Linked DNA regions of Mus musculus: all the other regions are linked to region 1. Evidence: chromatin loops called from intact Hi-C (ENCODE). Cell type or tissue: heart. All regions are shown on one strand. Region 1 overlaps Apbb2 (amyloid beta (A4) precursor protein-binding, family B, member 2). Region 2 overlaps Apbb2 (amyloid beta (A4) precursor protein-binding, family B, member 2). Region 3 overlaps Apbb2 (amyloid beta (A4) precursor protein-binding, family B, member 2).

Region 1 (4,000 bases):
TCAGCAAACTGGGGAAATAAGAACACAGTAGGAGACAGATAAGGAAGTGTTAGCATCATGAATCAGGTGGGCCGGTGCCAATGCTATGATGCTGCAAAGAATCCTTATTGAAACTGTTACTAAGTGTATGCCTGTGTGCTCGAGGCTTGGTGTCTCGGGGATGGTACTCACCGAGTGCAAAATGTAAGAAGTAAGCCTTGTGCAGGCAGCTCTTAGGTCATTGGGGATTAGGACCCAGCGTTCTTCTTGCATTGTTTTGGTTCTTGGACAGGAGGTGAGCAGTTTTACTCCTATTGCTTCTGCTGAGATGTCCAGCCTGGGCCTGGTAATGAGGCCAGTTGCTCATGAACCAGTCTCTAGAATTGTCAGTCAAAATAAACATTTTAATTTTCTTCCTCTCCCTCCCTCCCTCCGTCCCTCCGCCCCTCCGTCCCTCCATCCCTCCGTCCCTCCCTCCCCCCTCTTCTCTCTCTCTCTTTCTCTCTTTCTCTTTCTTTCTTTTTCTCTCTCTTTTTTCTTTTCCTTCCTTCCTTCCTTCCTTCCTTCCTTCCTTCCTTCCTTCCTTCCTTCCTTCCTTCCTTCCTTCCTTCCTTCTTATATAGCTCAGGCCATCCCAAGAGTCTCGGTTTGGCAGAGTCTATCCTTGAACTCCTAAGCCTGTTTCCATCACCATCCAAGTGCTAGACTATAGGTGTGCCTCAGCGCACCCAGCTACACTGTCTCTTTTTTCAGTTGATTGTCTCAGGTATTTTGTTATGCTGACAGAATGCTGATCAACACAGAGCTACTTATGAAATAGATGGGCAGTTTAAATAGATACTGCTACCAGTTGATAATTGCTGAAGCTGAAAAATGTATCTACTATTTTGTCCATTTGATGGTTTCTTTTATTTTATGGGCATTGGTGTTGTGCCTGCACGTATCTCTGAGTCAGGAGGTCAGAGCCCCCAGGAACTGGAGTTACAGACAAGTTGTGAACTGCCATGTGGGGGCTGGGGACTAAACCCGAGTCCTCTGCAAGATCAGCTCATGCTCCGAACCACTGAGCCATCTCTCTAGCCCGTCCCCCTTAACTTTTTTTTTTTTTAATAGGTTTTGGGTCTTGTTTTTACACAATTGCAAGAACTTGCAGCTGGAGTTTTGGAGGCTCAGGTTTGCAGCTCTCGCCCCTTGCTTGCTTGTCTGTCTTAGGGCCTCATTTAGCAGTCTGGGCCCTCTTGTTCAGAAGAGAAGAGAGGAGAGTGGTTAGCACGGTGGGTCCTCTCTGCCAGGGCTCAGACGCAAGGCTGCTCTTTTGAGAGAGGCAGTGGCCTAGAGGGAAGAAGACAGGATTTGGTTTTTTTCTATCAAGTGTGACGCCCGGGAAGATCATGGTGCCCCCTCGGGATGTGAGTTTATCATGTTACCATCCTGAGTTTGGCCTCGCGTACAGGAGAGCAGAGCATTCTGTAATCCACACTGCTGGTTCAAGTTGATAGAGTTTCAGTCAAAGCATAGGAGCATCTCATCACACTTTGGCTGCACGGCCTTAACTCTTAGTTGATGCTTCTTATCCTAAGTGATAGAATTCGGATCCGGAAGGGCAGGGTCAAGTCCCTGTACTAGAGACGATGCACCACTGGAGAATCCCTTTCTGTCAGGGTTTGCCTAAGGATTCAGTGAACTAATATATGCCGAGTTACTTTAGTGGTGTCTAAGACATAGTGACAGCTACATTGATTCAATTAGTTATGTGAGTAGCTTGGGTTTTCAGGTCTTTTAATGTCTGTTGAAGGTTTAGTGCACCTATCACCTTTAAATCTTCCCCTGAACCTCCCTCTGTCCCTCCGTCCCTTCTTCCCTCCCTCCAGGCTCAGAACGCGTTGGAAAGCTCCTCGCTGTCTTGTAAAACAAATGGACCAGGAACAGAGAATCGCACCAGAGCCTAGCCTTCCTGGAGACCATGCGCCCCACCCTTCCTTTGCCCGCTTATAGTCTCCTGAGTTGCTGGAGGGCTTGCCAGGGCGCTGGGAGTGGAGCCCTGCCTGGAACCCTGGTCTCCAGACTACAGGCTCTTGCTGCTGCCATATCTAGTTTCTGGCATCTTACTTTGGCATCCTGTTTGCTGGCTTAGAGTGTTCTGCAGAGAGAAATTCTATGGTTTATCTGCTAGGGCCAGAGTCAACCCCTCCATTAAGGAGCGCCTGTGAGATGCTCTTGCAGGCAGGGGAAATGGAAGAGTGCTTGGTGTTCCTCGGCACGCTGACTAATCCCTTAGCCAGCAGCTGCTGTCATTTCCTCTCCACGGCCTCAAGAGCTTCTTGGCCAGGCTGGCAGCACCTGTGAGGCCTTCCCTCCCATCCCTCATAGCAGCCTGTCATGGTCACCCCATTATTTTATTACCCTGTGCTGATCAGATCATTGTCTCCTTACACTGAGTCACCTGCTGGCCTTAGTGTTCACCCTTGCTGTTTCCTGGTAGCACCTCCCCCTCACCCCCCACCCCTGGGAACATCCTGTGATTCTTTTTACTACTGTTCACTTAAACTTTGCTTGCCCCTTAATACTGTTTCTTGCTTCCTTTATTCTCTTTGCTTGCTTCTGTTTATTTTCTATTCATTAAGCTGGGAAATAAGTTTACAGGCCTGTCTCATTTATTCCAGAGCTGTGGCTCCATTAACAGAATCTATACATCCCTTTGCTTGCTCTGCAACTCCAGAGGTGCTTAACAGCTCAAGAAAATTCTAATAAGGGGAAGGCCTCTCTCCCCCAGATGTGACAGGTGCGGTAGTGATGGGGAGACCAGGTGGGATGCATGAAAGAGTACAGCGGATCTGGGCTTTTATTTCCATTCCTAAGTGGTGAGTCTTTGGGAAAGTTATTTTTCTCTGCTTCCACTTCAGTTTTTGAATAAGAAAAAAAATGAAATCATAGTACCTGCTTCTTGGGAGCTGTGTGAAATGATCTGTTTTTGACACCAATTTAGTCCAGTAGAGCTCAGTTACTGTTACTACTGTAAATATTGAGATCTCTGAGGATCACAGTAAAGTAGCATTTTATTTTATGTGTAAATTATTTTTAGGTGACAGTTTTTGTGAATTCATTCACTCCTTGCCCTTTCTTCTTTTCAGTTATGGGGGAGACACCATAAATGATCTGGTGTCCACATCTGTCTTGAGTATGGGGGAGGCGGGTGGGTGGTGGTGATCTGGGGTCCACATCTGTTTTGCGTGTTAGGGAGGTAGGTGGGTGGTGGTGATCTGGGGTTCATATCTATGTTTAGGCTTTGGGATGTGGAGACTGATCTAAGATTTCCTCTTGGAGGAGACAAGGAAGGGAGTGGCAGGCTCCTTCTTGCTTCTTTAGACTCTGTCCCTGGTTCAGCACACGGAGACTGGGGTGGGCTGGGAGGTATTCGGTAGGTCCTTCACTCACTTCCACTGTCCTCAATGAGCTATGCCCAGGGCTCCTGAGCCTGCCATGGGCCAGGTAGAATGGTACAGTGGTCAGACCCGTCTCGGATAGCATCTCTGCTCTGTTGGGGAACTTCTCCCCCTTTGAATATATAGTAACCATGGGAGGAAGAGACTGTGGGGAGGGGTGATTGTGGGGAGCAGGGGAGACTCACAAAGGAACTGGCATGCTGTGGTTGCCCATCTTGTTAGTGCTTTTTCTGGCACGACATACAGTTCTGGGTTGTGGGAAGCCGCTGCTGAAGGAATTCCAGACAACAGCAGACAGGTTGCGAGAGGCATTTTTATGGGCGATAGGTACCCTTTAAATCTCACCCTCCTGTGAAGGCTTGTCTTGAAGAGTTAAGACTTGCGTCTGTCGTGTTTCCTCATCTCAGTGACAAAGCAATGTCAAAATGCATATTCTGGGCTATAGACCAGACAGCTGCCTGGACATGTACCCTTGGGAGAAGCTTCCAGATGTGCCCATGCCACTGTAGCTCAGCGTCCCCTCCCTTAGCAAGCCACAGTGGCTGTTCAAGGGTGTCTGCAGCATAAGTCCTTTGACA
Region 2 (4,000 bases), 50 kb after region 1:
GAGCCTGTCTTGGTGACAGATGGAGACATGCTCAAAAAAGTTGCCATGGGCTCTTTGAAAAGAAGCAAAAACAAAGTTGTTCTGCTATCCTATTTAATACATATATGTCTATTTTATGTTAATAATAATATAACAGTATGTGCTACGCATTGTCTAAGAACCTGTATTTCCCATGAAGCTACAAACAATGCCCATTTTAACAAACATTAACTATGATATCATTTTTAGTGCAAGGGAAACAGTTGGATCTCAGCCTCTGTTTACTTGAAGGCTGCCCTGGCCTTCAGAAAGAAGAATAATTATGGGAGCTGCTACTTTATTGAGAGTAGGATTTATATTCTAAAACCTCTACCGTGTTTACCATAACAAGACACATTCTCACCAGGAGGCTTGCGGGACTAAGTATGCGGTCAGAACTCGGTCACTGTGTGTGTGTGGCACATGTCTATTTCTTTAGCATCTTCTGCAGTCCCTTCATCATGTGCTTCCGCTCTGCTACCCTAAGTGGTATTTCTGAACATGTTACAAGTCTACCAGTGCATTTCTCTCTCCAAACACACCAGCTGTCTGCGATAAAGCAATGGCAGCCAAGGAATATTTGGTGAGTGGTGCGACGTAATTTTCTCATGGAGCAACTCGCAATCGGCATTAGACAGAGAAGTAAAAGGTGGTATAGACCTTGCATGATTTCTCAACTTTCAGTGAATTTGTAAGCAAATATTTGTTGTACCCACTATTAAATGCCAGGTATTAGGTTAGGAGTCCATTATTCATAAAGTCCATAAAGTATGGGTTTCAAATTCAGACACCAAGTAACATTTGTTTAGCATGGACCACCCAACAAGTAGCACACAGGATGTTCTTCAGTGAGACATTCCGCTGCAAATCAAGTAGCATTCATAGACTCATTCCCTCTGCACTAAGTCAGGAATAGACCATCTCTGTCCTATTAAACTCTCATGTCTCTTGGTATTTTCTTAAGCGTATCATGTCCACTACTGTGTGAGTGTGTGCATAGTGGGGGGTAATTTAAACATGAAATTGATAAACTAAGTGCAATTAATTCCTGACACACATACATATATGACTATGTATGAAGTGAGGTCATACATTTTTCAAGTAGGATCAGTATTAGTTTGTGTGATTCAGGCTGTGGGAATGGGTCTGTATACCTGGCTCATTAGGATTTTAGGGGAAGAAGTGCCTTATCTAGATGGAAACCACTTTTACTTATGTACCTTTCAGTGGTCCATGGGCACTAGCTTCTAGGCTGGGATGTAACAATGTTGTGTGCCATGCTGTGCCTCGGATTACCCCCCCCCCCAGCTGTTTTGAAGACCAAATTTTGGCTGTCTCATAGCTTCTATGTCTCCCTCAGCACAGCACACCTTTGAGACTCTGCTTTTTGCTCTGAATGTCCTAGGAGAACAGGAAGCGGTGGCTTTTATGAGAATGGAAAATGCTACTTTGCTCAGTGTTCTTGGGGCTTTGGAGACCGTCGAGTTTCCTATACCTACCAAGGGATTGGCAGTGAGCCGAGACAGGAAGTAGCCTCAGGGGAGGGCTCTAGCTTGTCCGTGCTGCCGTTGGGGAAGGGGAAGGGGAAGGGGAAGGGGAAGGGGAAGGGGACTTTATATAGCTCTCTGAGCTCAGGGGTTCTGGAAATAGAAGACAAGAAGCTTCTAACTCCCATGGGTCGCTGAGGGCCCCAAGGAGAGAAGCAATGTGAGAGTGGGCCTCAGAAAACATGGCCGTTTCCCCACCATGAAACAACTCAACTGAGCAAATCAACTCAACTGCCAGCGGCCAGCGCCAAAGTTCCTTTCTCCCATAGATTTCAGTTTGCACAAAGATCACATTTCTTCATGTTGAGATTTTTCTAGGATGGATTATTGGACAAAGCAGACCATTGGATGGACTCACTATGTAGAACAAATCTTATTTTAACACTCTGCAGCAGCGTCATTTTTGCTCTTTTAAAGCAAAAACCTTATCTTACGTATGCATCCTTGACTGTGGGGAAAAAAGCAAGTTCCGACCCCTTAGCACTCATATGAAAGTGGTGTGGTGGTGCAGGCCTGTGGACCTGAGCCCTTGGAGAAGAGCTAGGAGGACCCCTGAACTCACTGGCCAGTCTAGCCAATCAGTGAGCTGCACATTCAGTAGAGACCCTGTCTCAATAAGTACGTGGGGAGTGGTAGAGGACGACCCTCAATGATGAGCAACACACACAGTCACACACATGTACATATACGCAAGCATACACACGCACAGACAGACCGACCGACCGACCGACAGACAGACAGACAGAACTGTCAATACTTGTGGACTATAAAAACCACTATTTGGATGCTTTCCTCCATTGTTTGATTCCTGTTATAAAAAACAACAAAACAAAAACAAAAAAACCACTCCAGCCTGCTGTAACTGGGTAATCCTTTAATGCTTCAATAAAAAGAAAATAAGATCAGATTATACACTTTCTCCTGTCCATGTGAACTAATTGTTTTCCTGCCCTTAAAGGCAGAAGTTAAACTATTCCTTTCATGTTGAACAGCAGGCCGACTCAGATTGTATATTGCCAGCGCTTGATGCATATCTGCTCCATAAATGAACTCCAGCTTTGGCAAATTAGATTTTGATAGTTACATTTTGTTCTGGAGATGCAGAATAGAATGGCAGATAATTTCATTCAGCAAGGTTTTACATAAGTTGTTTATAAATCTCACACAAGTACCGTAGAGCCTTGCAAGCTGGATCTCGTTTATTGATAAGAAAAGTAATCTTAGAATGTAGTTAGACGGCGTAATCAAGGTCACAGGGCTATCAAGTGAATGGGGATTCGATTTGGGATTTTGACTGTCTTCTAACAGCTAGCATAATGGGGTTGCTTTTGCATGCTCGTGCGCAAGTGTGTGTGTGTGTTAGTGTGTGTGTGTGTGTTAGTGAGTGTGTATGTGTGTGCAGGGATTTCAAACTTTGGTCCCAACACTTGAAGCCAAACGTTTTTTTACCCTCTGAACCAGCTCTCCAGCTGGGAATGCTTTGGGAGATCGGATATTAGACAGGGTAAAGATCTTGAGGAATTGAAGTTAAGGGAAAACTCTACTGAGCCATAGCCCCTCGATTGTCATTTACTCAGCGGGTGTTAAGTGGGTGTTTGGTACTAGGTGTTCTGCAAGGTGCTGACAATTCACCAGTGAGTAAGACTTACAGCTGGTCCTTCACCAAGATCTACAGGGAAAGAAGTTTCAGGAAAGGGGTGTTACGTACTGTTCCCCCCAAAGGCTATGGCATCTTGGTTCAGAGAATTTTGAATGTTGTTTACTGTGTGGAAACAGATTTTTCATTCTTTTGAGTCAGGTCATAAAATAAACTGGAAAACCATGCACTCGCTTGGCTTCAGCTCCTCACGGGAGGTCTGGTTTTGGCGACTCGGCGATGGGAGTAAAATAAGGAAAGAAGAGGAAAGAAAGAAAGCTCACAGGTTGGGGAGGAAGTGTAGGCTGGACCAGGGTGGTGGCAGACAAACCAGAAGAGAAGCACAGACAGACGGTGACATGCGCGGGTAGACTTTACATGTACAAACCACGTATAGCCCAGGGTGGGCAGGGCAGTGGTCAGCTGGGTCCGCTGGAAACACCGTTGGCGTTCAGTACTGTGGAGAGACTGCAGCTTTTCTTTACTTTCTAGAGTGGCTCTTCGAATTTCCTGCCTGTGCAGGAGCCTCGCAGCCCCCAAGATAGACACTATGCTCTTTACAATAGTTTCCCCGGCTTCTGCTGCGGAGAATGGTGTGTGGGTATTTTAGTGTACTGGTTGACCATGCGGGTCATGTGGTCCTAGCCGCCCTTGCTCTTCTGGTATAATTTTTTTGAACCTGCTTTAGATGATAAGCTCAATGGGTCCTGGCTAATAGGGCTTGTGTAGTGCTCCATATCCGAAAATCTTTATGGCGTTCAGACAACTAACACAATGTGAATGTATTGTCGGTCCAATA
Region 3 (4,000 bases), 83 kb after region 1:
AAGTAGGTTGAAAGCTATTATGAGCCTTTCCTATATGCTGTGATAGATTCATAAATGTCCATGATCTTCAGGGTGACCTTTAGCCTGCTTGAAAACAGCCTCTGAAAGGAGATTTTAATACCTTGTATTAAAAAGTGTTCATGGTTGGGAGTGGTGAGTTATGGACTTAGAAATGTAATTTTCAGAATAAATGAAGTAATGTGTATGAACTCTTAGTAGCAAGCACTGCCAAACTCCTGTTCACGGGCAGTATCTTCTTAGGGCCTTTTTTTTTCTTTCTCAGTTTCTGGTGGAGCACATTGTGGATGTTTATAGCTGTGGTGGAAACGATAGCTACACTCAGGGTAATAGCATAAATAGTTTGATTTCTTGAAAATGTGGAGCTCCAACAGGCTTTATTGGATTTCAGGGTAATGGCGTTATTAAATCCTCTACCTTTTTCCAAAATATATTGTGGCTGGGTTCCAAGCTGGTGACTTAGAGAAATTTGAGGCTTTATACGTTTACAAGGGAAATTTTTTATCTTAGGGTGCTCAATTGCTCGGGTGGGGTAAAGAAAATAATTGGATTTTTCTTTGTATCATGTCAGGCTTTGTATGCCTCATACGGATGGGGAAGGTAAGAATGGTAGCTGACATGCCTCATGGAGAAAGGGCTGAAATGAAAATTGTGTGCTCCATTAGGGAGCACAGGAGACACACTGTAAAGAGAAAGCGACTTTGAACATCATCTGAGAAAAATCCTACTTTCAGTCATAGCCTCGTAATTTGAGAATTATAAGGATTTAAGTCATTCATTGAAAAAAGAAAAACTTGAAGTTACCCTCTGCACCTTCTTTCTTCTTTGTTTTTAATTCTTTCTTTCTCTCTCTCTCTCTCTCTCTCTCTCTCTCTCTCTTTCTTTCTTTCTTTTTTGAAATTAGGATGTAATTACATTATTTCCCCTTCCCTTTCCTTCTGCAAATCCTCCCTTGCTGTCTTTCAAATTCCCAACCTCTTTTTTCATTAATCGTTGCTATATTCATGTATGTATCTACATAACTTTTCCTAATAGCTCCTAATAACCAACTGCTCAGTCTATACAATGTTACCAGTATGCATATGTTTTCAGGGATGACCACTGGTATTGGATAAGCAGTTGGTTGCTCTTCCCTGGGAAGAGAATGCTTGCAGCATTCCTTAGTTCTCTATAGTTCTTGTGTAGGGCTGAGGCCTCATGGACTTCCACCATCCACATAAGCCTGTGTGTCATATTTAGGCAGCCGTGTAGGTGAGAAACATAATGGGTATGGCTTCTGACAGTCCCAGGAGAGCATTTCAAAGAACTGGAACCCAGAACCCTAGGCACAGCCATGTGTCTGGACTGCTCATTTTTCCCATGGAAAGGGTGTTTCTCACAGCCCCATGGCACTGTTGGACAGGATTACAGAAACCACCGGGCTCACCTCAGTGCGTTCTGGGGGATTCATGACTTTACAATCTTCAGGTCATTGCAATACCCAGGTAGGCTTGCAATACCAGGCATGATTTTCTTCCTGTTGAATATGCCTTAAGCCCCACTAGAGAGCTCTTGGTTTCCTCCCAGCGATAGTTACCTCCCCACCCCCCAATAATGCATGGCATTGCTATGCCATCTGTGGTCAGTTTTAGCTCATGAGTAAATGACACAGATCTGTGTTTTAGTAATAAGCTGATGGCACTATGCTGGGCAGGTTCTAAGCTATCCTAACCCTCTAAGGGTGCTAATACCTAGGAAAATATCCTGCTCCCTACGGTCATGCCCTGGCTCACTCTGGTCCACATGTGTCCCTCATGGCTATTCTCTCATCTCCTCATGGCAAATCTTCCTGGTCTCACCACATGGTCTCTCCACCCCTCGCTTCTCTCCTCATGGTCCTCCTCCTACCTCTCTCTACCTGGGACCCTTGACTGGGATCTGAAAGCCCAGCCTTCCTATCTCCTCTGACTGAGGAGGAATGGATGAATCAGCTCTTCATTGACCAATCAGAAAGTGAGAGAGAAGAACGTTACAGAACTGAGACAGGTGACGCTTCATAAAAATAACAATACCAAAGTCCAGCCTGTACCCCACTCTCTTCAGGTATAGAAATCAGCATTTGAATATACAAAGACCACCTTTGCTCAGTGCACAAAAAGCTTAGCCCTACACATCCGCACTTTCTAGGTAGGAAGCTGAAGTCAGAGACACCCAGAGAACTGTTCACAGAAAGTGCTGAGATGGAGGTCAGGAGAGGCGGTGTGGCCCCCAAGGTCTTGTGTGTGTACGTGAATGGTGGTAATGAAAGATTCCAGACTGTGCGGTGGGGGCGTGGCAGACAGCAAGGGGAGGAAGCTTTACAGGCTTCCGTGGGTATCGGTGGAAGCTCACCTAGATCTGAATGGTGGCGGTGGAGGTAACAGCAGGGATACTCAGCTCGCAGCTCCGTAGGACAGATTGATGGTGTCAGGTCCCTGATCAGTTGTGAGGGCTTTAGGACTATTGGGGTGACAGATGGCTGGGATGTTATTTGGCTGCTTCTCGCCCCCGCAGTTGACTTAGGTTAGTTATAAATGAGATCTATGGGGAGGGCGGTTGTATTATTTACTTTTGTCTTCGCTGTGACCAAATACCTGAGAGGAAGCAAGAGCTTCAGGGGATAGGATTTATTGGGGCTCACAGTACACAGCACCAGTCCCCAGCATGGCTGGGAAGGCATCGCAAGCAAGTAGCTCCGTGGTCGGGCCAGTGTGAGGTGGCTGTATGCCACCACTTGTGTGGCACAGGCTGTGTGCCACAGCTTGACTGATGAGGAAGCAGAGAGCCGGATCCAAGGCTCCCCTAGTGACCAACCTCCCCGCTAGGTCCAGTGGCCCCAAAGGGTTTTACACCCCAGTACCAGCTGGGGACGAGCAGTTGGAACACGTGAACCTGTGGCGGACCTTTCAGACTGTTTTAAAAGAACCCCATTTTTACACTTTGTGACCAACCAGCACAGGGTCTTAGCCCGAGAATTTTGGGGGAACCGTAGAGAAAGAAGCATCTCAAATGGAAGTTGACAGACTTTCCTAAGCGCCTTTGCCTCGGCATAGTCTGTGGCACGTAAGAGTCTCTCCAGCTTTTTTCGATAGCTGTAAGTGGATTGCTAGGCAGCAGCCTGCCTTCTACCTTAAGAAGCTGAGAAAGGTGAGAAGGAAGAGGGAGTGAGGTCACACCTTAGGGGACAGCCTATGCACACACACAGCTGGAGGCCAGAGGTCAGCCACAAGTGTCATTTCCTAGAAGCCATGCAGCTTGTATTTTGAGACAGTGTCCTTCTTGGGACCTAGGACCTGCTGGCAAGGCTGGCTGGTGAGCAGGCTCCAGGGAGCTTCCTCCACCTCCCCGGTGTACAGACCATAAGTCCACACCACCTCCCCGAGCCTTTTCTGTGGGTACTGGGGATTGAACTCAGGTGCCATGTTTGTGTGGAAAGTGCTTTACGGACTGAGTTATTTCCCCAGCCCCTTGGCTAGAGTCCTCAAGAGGAAAAACAACTGTGGCCAGAGGCAAGGGAAAAATCTTAGAGTTAACCCTGTGCACACGCACACTGTGCTGGGACAAACCCCTGTTCTTCCTGGGTCCTTAGCCCATGTCAGGACTGAAAAGTGTTTTCATCCTTCCTGCTCCCCTTAATACATATGTCCCCTCTCAGCTCAGACCCAGACAAAGGACTGAGAAGGGACAGCTGATAGCTGTGTGCAAAAACCTCCAAGGTTTACTGAAGGGGACTAGAAAACATAGGGGTTTCAATTTGGGTTTGTATTTCACTGCTATTTCTCCAGGTGAGGTAGTTTCTTCTACCTCCTCCGCCTCCCCCATCCCCTCTTCAACCCCTTCCTCTCTCTCCCCCACCCCATCATCTCTTTTCTCCCTTATCAGGTATTTCTGAGTGTGTGAGATTGGTCAGTGTGATGGCACCTATTTTCACCTTCCTTTATGGCATCCAGTTATGATGTTGTAG

What was found. Peaks named below come from ENCODE experiments on the same cell type or tissue, not always from the same donor. Only the 100,000 strongest peaks of a DNase experiment are listed, where the experiment ranks them.
Region 2: a loop joins it to region 1, with 2.0 times the contacts of the local background. A loop is called at or near these places in 3 of 42 quality-filtered maps.
Region 3: it touches region 1 in a loop (1.9-fold over the local background); 3 of 42 quality-filtered maps call a loop at or near these places.

What each region holds. Positions count from the first base shown.
Region 1 is chr5:66,558,082-66,562,081 of GRCm38, reverse strand. The region is part of intron 1 of Apbb2 (amyloid beta (A4) precursor protein-binding, family B, member 2); the gene reads left to right. Among named protein-coding and RNA genes, the nearest start is that of Gm52775, 57 kb to the right of the region's middle. In heart, no CTCF peak of the experiment used is centred here; a DNase peak (open chromatin) is centred at 2,351; H3K27ac peaks cover 676 bases.
Region 2 is chr5:66,508,467-66,512,466 of GRCm38, reverse strand. The region is part of intron 2 of Apbb2 (amyloid beta (A4) precursor protein-binding, family B, member 2); the gene reads left to right. Gm52775 (a long non-coding RNA gene) reads right to left here. Exons shown (of 4, transcript XR_003955743.1): 4 at 1-4,000. Among named protein-coding and RNA genes, the nearest start is that of Gm52775, 7.0 kb to the right of the region's middle. In heart, no CTCF peak of the experiment used is centred here; a DNase peak (open chromatin) is centred at 1,536.
Region 3 is chr5:66,475,237-66,479,236 of GRCm38, reverse strand. The region is part of intron 3 of Apbb2 (amyloid beta (A4) precursor protein-binding, family B, member 2); the gene reads left to right. Among named protein-coding and RNA genes, the nearest start is that of Gm52775, 26 kb to the left of the region's middle. In heart, no CTCF peak of the experiment used is centred here; no DNase peak of the experiment used is centred here.